Linked DNA regions of Homo sapiens: region 2 is linked to region 1. Evidence: chromatin contacts called from ENCODE Hi-C or POLR2A ChIA-PET data. All regions are on one chromosome and are shown on one strand. Each heading gives the region's core, a stretch centred on a gene start or an enhancer-like site at or near the end of the contact. The rest is flanking DNA. Distances are from core to core; before and after follow the strand shown.

Evidence for each region. Hi-C counts contacts between places; a loop is a spot of excess contacts on that map. ChIA-PET counts read pairs that join two places held with the same protein, here RNA polymerase II (POLR2A). Pooled maps may share reads with other maps.
Region 2: a loop to region 1 is called in a map of endothelial cell of hepatic sinusoid, with 4 times the contacts of the local background. The contact joins the promoter of ARLNC1 here to the enhancer-like site in region 1. A Hi-C loop is called at or near these places in 5 of 168 maps with a recorded cell type or tissue (Caco-2, ascending aorta, endothelial cell of hepatic sinusoid and 2 more) and 8 of 50 pooled maps. POLR2A ChIA-PET finds 5 or more read pairs at or near these places in 4 of 52 experiments (BJ, Caco-2, IMR-90 and 1 more).

What each region holds. Positions count from the first base shown.
Region 1 is chr16:80,929,927-80,936,064 of GRCh38, forward strand. No RefSeq gene overlaps it. Among named protein-coding and RNA genes, the nearest start is that of ARLNC1, 40 kb to the left of the region's middle. Within about 2 kb of position 2,230, at least 26 of the 41 ENCODE cell types and tissues checked have a DNase peak (open chromatin) inside an H3K27ac peak, as active enhancers do; they include ascending aorta, heart left ventricle and tibial artery, where a contact is called at or near this core.
Region 2 is chr16:80,889,706-80,895,843 of GRCh38, forward strand. It overlaps ARLNC1 (androgen receptor regulated long noncoding RNA 1), which reads right to left and starts at 2,891. Exons shown (of 3, transcript NR_131948.1): 1 at 2,800-2,891.

The DNA.
Region 1 (6,138 bases), core at 980-3,479:
AGACCGCCCTTGGAGCCCAATCTTCTATTCAGGACCATCCTCTACAGAGGGAACCTGGTATGCTAAGCCACAGCTCAGGAGAGCTGCAGCTGAATGGAAACTAAGCCAGGTAATGGAGTCTCTAGTCTTCATAGGCAGGGGATGCAGAATGACACATTTCTTTCCTCCCAAGAAGCACCCAGGTAAGGTAGGCTGGCACCTCCTTTCCCCGGTGGCAAATCCTGTGCAAGATAGAGAGTGAGCTCAGAGGAACCTGCTTCTTCTTGAGAGCCTATGATTTTCCACAGATTAACAATTTATAGATGTGGAGGTCTGATGTCCCTAATATTAATCAAAAATAGGTCTATTTTTTTTGGAAGACATGGGAAGTTTATTTTTAAAAGGGGGACAAATTATCAGAATAGCAAAAATAAAAGAGTGGGGAAAATGGATTTTTCTGTGTCTGTGTCTATTATTGAAGCAGCACAGAAATGAACTCAAGGGAAGAAAACTTGAATTCTGCCTTCTTCTCCATTCTCTACCAGCGATCTCACTTAATCTCAAGAGCTGCAAATGGCCCCACATTTACATAAACACTTCTCCATTGTTACCAATGGAGAAGTTAACAACGGCCTAAGGCCGGGCGCAGTGGCTCACGCCTTTAATCCCAGCACCTTGGAAGGCCAAGGCAGGTGGATCACAAGGTCAGGAGATCGAGACCATCCTGGCTAACACGGTGAAACCCCGTCTCTATTAAAAATATAAAAAAATTAGCCAGGCATGGTGGCGGGCGCCTGTAGACCCAGCTACTCAGGAGACTGAGGCAGAATGGCGTGAACCCAGGAGGCGGAGGTTGCAAGTGAGCCGAGATGGCGCCAGAGATGGAAAACAGAGCGAGACCCTGTCTCAAAAAAAAAAAGTCCTAATGGCCTTAGGACACCTCTAGTCCTCTAGTCTTAGAGCTCCCGTCCTTCTCATTAGAAGCCTAGTCTAACTGATTTGGAAAAGCTGGGTACTTGGATCACCGTGTTGAAGTTGGTGCCTAGGTTTTTTAGGCAAGATTCCAAGTCATGTTCAATTATTTATTCATTCAGTAAGTACCTGTAAGTGTCAACGATGTTACAGGCACTGTTCTAAGTACTAGGGGTACAGACCGGGCACAGTGGTTCACTCCGTAATCCCAGCACTTTGGGAAGCCGAGGCAGTCGGATCACCTGAGGTCAGGAGTTAGAGACCAGCCTGGGCAACATGATGAAACCCTGACTCTACTAAAAATATCAAAAAATTAGCCGGGCGTGGCCAGGCGCGGTGGCTCACGCCTGTAATCCCAGCACTTTGAGAGGCCAAGGTGAGCGGATCACCTGAGGTCAGGAGTTTGAGACCAGCCTGATCAACATGGAGAAACCCCATCTCTACTAAAAATTCAAAATTAGCTGAGCGTGGTGGCGCATGCCTGTAATCCCAGCTACTAGGGAGACTGAGGCAGGAGAATCGCTTGAACCCGGGAGGCGGAGGTTGCAGTGGGCCGAGACGGCGCCACTGCACTCCACCCTGGACGACAGAAAAAGACTTCATCGCCAAAAGAAATAATAATAAAATAATTAAAATAAAATAAAATTCAACAATTCTTTCCACTTCACTATACTGTAGTTTTTTTTGTATTGAATTCAAACAAAATTAAATTAATATGAATACTTTTAATGAAAAAGCATCTATTTGTGGTCTCATTTTTATAAAATATTTATATCCTTTAACTCTATGTATACATAAAAATATATCTGAGTAGCGTGCATCCCGTGTTAACTAAAGCTATTTCTCAGTAGTGGGATTTTTCTCTTTTTTTTCCACATGTAAACTTTTCTACGTCCTTTGATTTCTTTGAAACAAGCACGGTATCTCTTTAAAAAGACAACAGATTGGTTGTATTATTAACTACTGCTACCAGAAGTGAATGGGCCAAGATGTTAAGAGGAGAGGAAAGGAGAAGAAGGAGGGGAGGGTGTCAGACCGACGGAGTTGGGGGGAGCAGGAGGCGAGAAAGGGGAGAGGAGCGAGAGAGAGAAGAGGGGGGCTCAAATGACGGAGAGAGCGAAAGAGAGGGCAGGAGGCGAGTAGGAGATGAGCCAGAGGAGAGGAGGACACTGCAGACCCGGGGGGAGGGCAAGGGCGCCGACCGCAGGCCGGGGAGGCTGCAGGAGACTGGGGGCCAGGGGAGCGGGGGAGTCGGCAGCGCCGCCTGGGACAGAGCTTGCCGCACGCTGACCTACTTTCTGGGGCCGATGTGTTTGCAGCCAGAGGTACCGCGGAGCCAAGCCCGGAGCCTCGGGGAGCCGCCAGCGAGCGCAGACTGGGAGGGAGCCGGCCGGGCTCCCCGCCACCCCTTCCTCCGCGCGCCAAGACCTGTCAGTTTCACCCAGCCCGGCTTCCCTGGAAAGGCGGGATCCCTCTGCAGATTTCCAGGCTCTTGGAAGAGGACCGGCGCGTCTATTAAACCCGAGTCGCTCCACGGGCTCTCCGCCCAGAGCACAAGCTGCCTTCCCCCGGGAACTGGACCTCGGCAGCGGCCTGCGCAGAGCCGGGCTCCGGGGCCCTGGCCGCTCTCGGGAAGGCCCCGCGGGTTCCCACCAGGCCAGAGGGAGAACCACCAGGAGGCCGCGCGCGCGCACACGCCGGGCGCCCTCCTCGTGCCGAGGTGGAAAGAGCCTGCGACAGGCAGGCCCAGGTTGTCATTTAGGCTCCGCCACTTTCCGCTCGTGTCCTTGGGCAAGTTACTTGACGCTTCCGAGCCCTATTTTTTTTCTCATTTTTAAGATGGAGAAAATGCCATCCACATCTCAGGGTCAAGGTGAGGATTATAAATAAAATAACGTGTGTGAAAGTGCCTGGCATAGCAGCCGGCACGTGGTGTGTGCTCAATAAAAATGTTAGTTCATCCACTCGGGAGGAAGCTGCTTTGCCGGCGCGTCATGACGGATCCAGGAGCCGGCCAACCGTGCTCTATGATCGTGACCGGGCTATGGCCATCGGTGAACGCTGGTCATAAGCGATTTGTGTCATCGTAGTGCCTGACGCCGGGAGACAAGCTTGGGGAAATGCCTTTTTTCTGAAACATTTCCTATGAAATAGTTTGGCCCCACGCCCACTAACTAAAGAATGAGGCTGGCAGGGCGTGGTGGCTCATGCCTGTAGTCCCAACACTTTGGGAGGCCGAGGCGGGCAGATCAGCTGAGGTCGAGAGTTCTAGAACAGCCTGACCAACATGGAGAAACCCCGTCTCTACTAAAAATACAAAATTAGCCGGGCGTGATGGCGCATGCCTGTAATCCCAACTACTTACTCTTGAGGCTGAGGCTGACGCAGGAGAATCGCTTGAACCCGGGAGGCGGAGGTTGCCGTGAACCAAGATTGTGCCATTGCACTCCAGCATGGGCAACAAGAGTGAAACTCCGTCTCAAAAATTAATTAATTAATTTAATAAAAATAAAAAGAAGGACGCTGTGGATTACTGGTGTAAATAAAAGTAATAAACACTTCAAAAGCGATTGCTATGATACAAACAGAGAGTGCCAGAGCTTTAGGTGAAATCACTCATGCAGCCTCTGGGCAGTGCTAGGGGCAGGTGCACTCACCATGCGGACAACTGAGGCTGAAATAAACGGTAAAGTAACAAGTGGATATTTGTCATTTTGGTGTCACTTGACACGTACTTCCTCTTCATAGGGTGAATATATTTATTTCTTCTGGAGAAATTCCTTGTCCCCACTGTGCCATCTTAGGTAGCTGAAAATCAGAGTTTCTTGCTCTCCCTGAGTCAAGAGTGGGCCCATGATCCCACAGGCCAAAGGGACCTTCTCTTCCTCAGGACTTGGAATCTTGAGGGGAACATGCAAGGACAGAATAAAACAATAACAATAATAATAACAATCATGGGGCATTTTCTTGCTAGTGGTGACACCCTGTCTAGGGTATCATTGCTTGCACACCACCACCCACAGCCTACAAGCCTCATGGGCCCCTCCAGACCCACCACCTCCAGACTCAGGAACCCAGATGAGGTCAGGACAGCTTCCATTTAATGTTCCAAGGGCACTAACATGTGAACTGTCATCTTCCCCTCAGCTCCAAACCTGCGCCTCTCCCAGCTAGTGCAGGCCACCACCGTTCATCCAGTTTCCCAGTGGAGAAAGCTGGGAATCATCCTAGACCCTTCTTTCCTCATCCCCATCCATCTGGTCCCCAGGTCTGTCCATTTTACCCCCTAAAGAGCTCGCAAGTCCATTCCTTCTTCACCTGCCTCAGGTCAACGCATCCCTTTTCTCCTGGAAGGTGGCACTAGCTTCTCAGATGCCTCCTGCCTCTAGGGCTTTCCCCTCCAAACCCATCTTCCACATTGTAGTCAGGGTGATCTTTCTAAATGCCTACCTAGTTATGGCAGGGGCTTAAAACTCTTTAGTACCCTGCCAATTGCCCCTGAATGAAGTCCAGACTCCACATCATGATAACAAGCTTTGCATTCCTTTCCACTCTGCCCCCATTCTTTGCATCTCCCAGCACTCCTACGCAAGCACCCTCCTCTAGCTACGTGAAATCTTTCACTGTTTCCTAGACACTCCTTGCCTTTTTTGCTCCTCTAAGCCTTTGCACTTGCTATTTCCTCCACTTAGAAGGACGCTTACCCTCACCTCTACCTAGAAAACTCCTCCTCATGCTTCAAGAATGAGCTCAAATATCCCCCGTTGAGAGAAGCATCATCTGACTCCCACAGGCAAAATGTAGCAGTCCTTTTGAGTTCCCTACTATACCTGCTCCCCATCCCTGCCGCAGCACAGACTTTACTGCACTGCCTTTACCCAATGACTTATGTCTCCATCTGTCCCCTCCACCCACTACACCAACTCCAGCAGAGTAAGAACTCATTCAGTGATCACTAAGGAAGAATGGCTAAGTACATTCTGGTTGGAGATGGGGAAAGGAGATGGTCTTAGGTTTGCTTTTCCCCAAGCAGATCATGGGAAACTGGTTTGAAATGAACTTCTTCACATTTCTGAGAGTGAATAAGGTATAAGCCTGGAACTGCTAGGTGCAGGTTTGGAGCTGAGGGGAAGATGACAGTTCATCTGTTAGTGCCCTTGGAACATTAAATGGAAGCTGTCCTGCTTCCTGTCCCCATGAGGAAAACACTGCCTGAGAATGGAGCCAAAACAAAGGAAGACGGTGTTAGGAGCTTGAGTGAGAACAAGTTCTGATGGCATCTGAGCCCACAGAGGTGGCTGTTCCTGAAGTCAGTCATGACTCTTGAACTTTTTAGTTGTAAGCCATTCCCTGTTTTTGCCTAAGCCATTTTGTTTTTGTTTTGTTCTGTTTTGTATGGGGTTTTTTTGGTGTTTTGTTTTTTGAGACGGAGTCTCACCGTGTTGCCCAGGCTGGAGTGCAATGGCGCATCTCGGTTCACTGCAACCTCCGCCTCCTGGGTTCAAGCAATTCTCCTGCCTCAGCCTCCCGAGCAGCTGGAATTACAGGCACCCGCCACCACGCCCAGCCAATTTTTATATTTTTGGTAGAGACTGGGTTTCACCATGTTGCCCAGGCTGGTCTCGAACTCCTGACCTTAGGTGATCTGCCCAACTCGGCCTCCCAAAGTGCTGGGATTACAGGCGTGAGCCACCACACCAGGCTCTGCCTATGCCATTTTGAATGCAGACTTTCCATCTATTGCGAGCAAGAGAATCTTCATGCTGCTAAAGCATGTTGAAATAAGAATATCCTTTTGAGAGAAAAACTTTAAAACTCATATGTCCTGAATCAAAATAGAAGTATGAGATCAACTTGAGGCAGAATAGCCCTTTGGAAGGCAAGACTGGATTGCAAAGACTTATTGAGAGCATATCTCATGCCAAGACTCTAAGTTACCTGACATAGAATGTGTCCAACAGAAGAAAGGCTGGTCAGACATGAGTGCCTGCACAAAAGAGGGTCATGGAGAAAGAGTTGGCAAGGCCCACGAAAGCACCAGCCAGGTTAACTGTTAAGTGAACACAGGTATAGAGTCTCCACCTGGCGCCCCAGGGCTGGCTTCCTGGAGCTTTATGAACCTCCTAAAATTGTATGTGTAATTAATTCTGCATTTTTTTTTTGAGATGAAGTCTTGCTCTGTCACCC
Region 2 (6,138 bases), core at 1,641-4,140, 40 kb before region 1:
GATCTGATCCAGTGGAGCACAGAGGATCTTGAGGGCAGTGAAATTACTCTGTGTGACACTATAATGGTGGATATATATGAGTACATGTTTGTCCAAACCCACAAAATGTACACCACAGAAAGCGAACCCTAAAGTAAACTATCAACTCTGGGTGATAACGACCTGTTGATGTAGGCTTATCAGTGGTAATAAACGAATCACTCTGGTTGAGGGGTGTTGATAGTGAGGGAAGGTATGGATTTGGGGGACAGGGGGCATGTGGGAAATCCCTGTACCTTCCACTTAGTAAACCTGAAACTGCTCTAAAAATAATAATAAAGTCTATTTTAAAAAGTTGAAAAGCATTATAATTAGGAGATTGACTAAAGACCATGAATTGGCAAATGATAGCCTGTGGGCCAAACCTGGCCACAGGCTGTTTTTGTAAATAAAGTTTTATTGGGACACAGCCACTCACACCCATTCATTTACATATCGTCTATGGTTGTCTCTGTGTTGCAACAGCAGAACTGGGTAGCTGCAACAGAAATTATGTGGCTCACAAAACTGTGAACCAGCACATCTCTTCCTACCTCTATGTTCAGGGACATCTCATTGGTAACTTGAAATCAGCAGTAGGATTATTTATACCATGGGAACTGGTAAATGCTACAAGTCAGGGCTTGATTTATTGTTTTGTTAGTTTTCTAGGCTTAAAAAAGTGAAGGTGAAAAATGTTAATTACACAGATTAAAATTAAGTGAATGTTGGGTCTGTAGGTATGATAGCATAAAAAATTAAGAAAATATTCTTCTAGTATTCAAAACTATTATCCAATTAGAAAAAGTAGTCACTCCTTATTACTGGCATACATATATTTTTGGTTGTTTCACCTTCATCTTACTAATTAACATAAAAGTAAATATCAACCAACATTTATGTTGGAATTACACTTGCTGGTCAATTGCAATAACAGGTTGGCTATAGACAAGAATTGGTTACAAATCAGCAAAGGCATCCTGCTATCAATTGGTTATACGGAATTTACAATGAAGAGTATTGCATACTTTATCATTATTTGTAAATTGTGTGTTACACATCCTTTAAATCAGCAATATTGATAGTAAACATCAAATAAATAGCATATACATACATACACTCTCCCAGGGAACTGGTTGTTAAACATTTACCAGCACACCTCTGCTGAAAAATATTTTTCAGTAGAAGGTTATCAAAATAAACGTGATTTGCAAATCTAGCCACAGCTGAAGCCATCAAAGAGGTAAAGGGACGGAGGCACAATGCAAAAATATGAAGGCAAAGTGGAAAAGTACCTCTTTCTAAGTAGGGCTAACAGGGAGTAAGCAACTGATGTTTTGTGCCCTATGTGGAGGGAAACTGTATGCTATTAATTGTTCATCTGTCACGTTCTGCCACATGCAGAGAAAGTAAGAAATTTGAGAACAAGAAGGTCAAAAGACTATCTCTATAATTAATTTAACAAGCAAATTAAGGTGCACACATTTCTAGAGGCTAAGACAGACAGAAGTGGATTCCTACAGCATTCCCCAGATTTTCTGAACCCTCTGCTATTCATCCAATAAACTGCACTCTTTCGTCCCTAATTTGATTTCCATTTAATGTGTTAAACCTGATTCCCTTGCATGTAAACAGTGCTTTATACTTTTCAAATATAATTATATTATTATCTCCCTTGATCCTCACAACAATTTTACGAAGTAGGAATGGCTAAGTTTCAAAGGGAAAAAAATTCTTAGGGAAAACTTAGGGTTTTGTGTGCTTAACCCTGGTTCTAAAGCCAAGCTCCAGAAAAACACTACTTTCAAATTGCCTGTATTTCTTTTGAATGCACTCATATCTGGTTCCTTAAACATTTCAGCACGGCTTGGTTTCTAAAGCACTTGCCCTTTATCATTCTTCCTAAGGAAGAAGACAAAATCAGCTGGTTATAATTAACAAAAGCACAACCATTCTTTTTTAAGGCCTGGCCTCTGCCTTTGTCGTGAAATCATCTGTCAGGTTAAGAGATCATCTCTTTTCTAGTCCTGGATGTTAATTTTCTTACTTAGTACAGATGCTTGTACACAGTAGGCGTGCAAGTAAGTTAGGTCGGAATGGTTTTCCCAGCCTACCTGGGGTTACATGAAAAGTATGACGCTAGAGGGAAGCTCTTCAGGACTTGTCCACGACTATACAGTTCCCAAGCAACCCTATAAAGAAGGGGAGTTCTTAGTCCCTGAGAAAATGAAGTGTTTACAGTTCCTTCGCTGAGGGAGACAAGGTGTAGGCAGAGAACAGAAAGAAGGAGAGAAAAACATGTATTGAATCTTTACTATACCTTCCAGGAACTTTCATAGGCTTTATCTACCAAATCTTCAAACAATCTGAAGAGGCTGCCATTTATCCCCATTTTACAGATGGAGATTCAGAGAGGTTAACTGTTTGATTAATAAGAAACTAGCTCCAGATGTATCTGTGTCTTCAGAGACCGTCCTTTACCTCTAAACCAGTGACTCTCAAAGTAGAGGACTCAACCAGCAGCAGCAGCAGCCGCACCTGGGAACTTCTTAGAAACGCAAATTCTCAGGGCTCACCCCAGCCCTGCTGAATCAGAAACTATAGGGGTAGGGTCCAACACTTGGTTATAACAAGCCCTCCAGGTTATTCTGATAAACACTAAAATGTGAGAGATTTCTCCCTGCTCTACTACACAGGTTGTATTAGTCAGTTTTCAGGCTGATGATAAAGACATACCCGAGACTGGGCAATTTACAAAAGAAGGAAGTTTATTGGACTTACAGTTCCACATGGCTGGGGAGGCCTCACAACCATGGCAGAAGTCAAGCATGAGCAAGCCACATCTTCTACGGAAGGCAGCAAACAAAAAGAAAGCTTGTACAACGCAACTCCCGTTTTTAAAACCATCAGATCTCGTGAGAACTATTCACTCTCACGAGAAACGGCTCAGGAAAGACCCGCCCCCATAATTCAGGCATCTCCCATTGGGTCCCTCCCATAACACGTGGGAATTATGGGAGCTACAAGATGAAATTTGGGTGGGGACACAGAGCCAAACCGTGTCACAGGTCAACAAAGGCTTTCTGTAAAGGGCCAGATAGAAAATATTTTCGGCTTTGAGGGCCAGATGGTCTGTTTTGCAACTACTCAAAGTCGCTGTTGCGCAAAAGCAGCCACCGACAATGCATAAATAAATGAGCATGACTGTGCTCCAATAAAACTTTAATGATGGACAATGAAATCAGGATGTTATATCATTTTCATGTGTCATGAAGTGTTACCTTTCTTTTGGCCTATGTCCCCCAATCATTTAAAAAAGCAAAAAGTCATTTTAATCCCAAGGGCTATACCACACCAGGCAGCAGGCTGGATTTGGCCCTCAGGCCATAGTTTGGCAAGCACGGAAACAAGACTACGCTACCTACTAAATGGAAACTTTTAAGCAGAGCAATGACGCAAAGACAGGACAATCTAATAGAAGGTAAAATGTTGTGAGTTACAAAATTGGCTATGGTCGGCTGGGCACAGTGGCTCACACCTGTAATCCCAGCACTTTGGGAGGCCGAGGCGGGTGGATCACCCGAGGTCCGGAGTTTCAGACCAGCCTGACGAACATGGAGAAACCCCATCTCTACTAAAAATACAAAATTAGACGGATGTGGTGGCGCATGCCTGTAATCCCAGCTATTTGGGAGGCTGAGGCAGGAGAATCACTTTAACCCAGGAGGCAGAGGTTGCGGTAGCACCATTGCACTCCAGCCTGCGCAGCAAGAGAAAAACTCTATCTTAAAAAAAAAAAAAAAAATTGGCTATGGTCCAATGGAGGCAGGCAGCTCATTTTGTTCTGACAATTAGAAAGGCTTACAATGAGGAGGTGACAATCTGTGTGGGCCTTGAATGATGAGTAGAAGTTCAACAGTAGAGACAATAGCTTGGGCAACAGGGTGAAGACTGGTGTATGCAGGGTACCCAGTCCAAAATGCCTGCTTCCACCCAAAATATTCCAACCTCTTGGGTTAAAAACGCTTTGGAAAATTATATTATGTAAAAAGTATGTCAATGCTCCTGTGAATACCAACCAAACTGAAGCGTCGAGAAAGGAACAAATTGCAACAACTGAAATCACAGCCTTACATGTGAAAATCATTATCGGTGATCTCGTCTCCTCTCCCTACAGACCAAGTGTTGGAGGGAAGGTGTCTTATTTCGCACAACAAATTATTTCTGGTTGCAAATCTGACTGTATGGTATATGCTCCCAAGTATCATACAATGCAAGAAATAATTCTCTTGAGATATTTCCTAGTTATACAAATTAGTTCCCTTGAGAATTGCTTGGTTTTTTTCCTAATTCCTTACATATCATCCAATTGAGTTGGTTATTTTCAAACACAAGAAATCCCCTTTAAGAGCATAAATTTCAGAGACATTGTTTTCAAGTTACACGTTTTCATTAGATTTGCTTTGATACCAGCTATTAAAAGGAAACGCAATCTGCTCTGGCAGTATTTCCCAACTTCATATAGCAGAGCAGTAAAGAGGCCAGGTTCCGCAGTCAAAGTCTCTGGGCTCAAAGCCCTGCTCTCCCACTTAAAAAGCTATTTGACCTTGACAAATTACTCATCTCAGAGCTTCTGTTTTCTTAAAAACAAAGTGGGAAAAAGTAATAGTAGCCACTTCTGGTTGTGTATGTGTTTGAAAATACAGAAAAATAGCTCAATATATTTTGTCCACCATTATTATTTCCCAGTGATCTCTTTCCTCCAAAACTAAACAAATATGCTTTTATTTTTTAAGCTAAAATTATATTCCCTTTATGCTACCACATGATACGGTGACAAGTTTGGGACAGAACCTGACAAATAAGATCGTTCTGCTCCCTCCCTCCACCACCTGGGCCCTGCAGGGATCAGAAACTGCTTACCAAGCTAGGGGAGGTAAAGGCAGAGAAACAGAGGCAAAATTGACCATACAGCAGCAGGCCCGCTGTCGGGAGCAGGGCAGAAGTTGCAGCTTTAGGAAGGTCTGGGGTTTGGATCCCTACATGGATGGGACACATCAATGACTGAAATGAGGGTTCTTTGGGATGTAAAGTGAACTGGGTACTCATATTATCTGAGACTGGCTGGAAAAGCTTCTAACCAGGGGCAAGAGAAGGACTCCTCTCGCAACGTGGGTAGGAGTGTGCAGAGGGGAGAATGAAATACAGTTGATTTGATCCCACTCTATGAGGGTCAATTACATATGTATGAGCATAGATTGCATGTCTGGAGTGGGCAGGGAGATCCATGGGAAGGACTCAGGCCTTAGAGACAAAAAGACCTGAAGCTCCACCACCCAGTAATCTGGTGGAGGGGAAGTTTTCTCAACTAAATACTGAGGACAAGGATTCGTGTGGTCATACCTAAGATGAGGGACACAGAGTTCTTTGCACCGTGCCTGTCATCCTGCAGACCAAAGAAACAACAGCTGCTCTTGGCATGAGTACCCATCTCCACTCCCATTGAGTGACCACTTGCAAAGTGACTTTCATATTCACGAACAGGCATACCAATTGCACTGAGTGCTTTGATCTGTTGAATTACAGCCCAGCACAGCCCACTAGTGTGGTCCCCCCACCCCCCAAGTGACATTGACATTGACATTGACCTTCCTTTGCTCATGACCATTCTCCCCTCAACCGACCTATTGGTCAGGAATGACAAGTTCCTAGGGCTTGGGGATGAGACGGAGAACACACCACCCCACCCCTGCTGGGTTCGACCTCCCAATTAGGTGCTCCACAACACCCACTACTTCTTTCTTAGAGCTACTCAGACTTTATTGCAATTGTCTCTTGAATTAAATGCATTCTCCATCCTGCGAATTCCTTCTGAAGATGGGCTGGATCTTTTATCCCTGGATCTTCACTGTCTAGCTTCTGGATTTCCCAAATGATTTAATGATATTATTCATTAAGATGTGAGAATAAACACCTTTTTAAAAAAACACATCAGCACACACTCTGTATAAATCAACATCTGTCATTGTAAGAGTTCCCACGGCTGGGTGCGGTGGCGCATGCCTGTAATCCCAGCACTTTGGGAGGCCAAGGTGGGCAGATCACGAGGTCAGGAGTTCG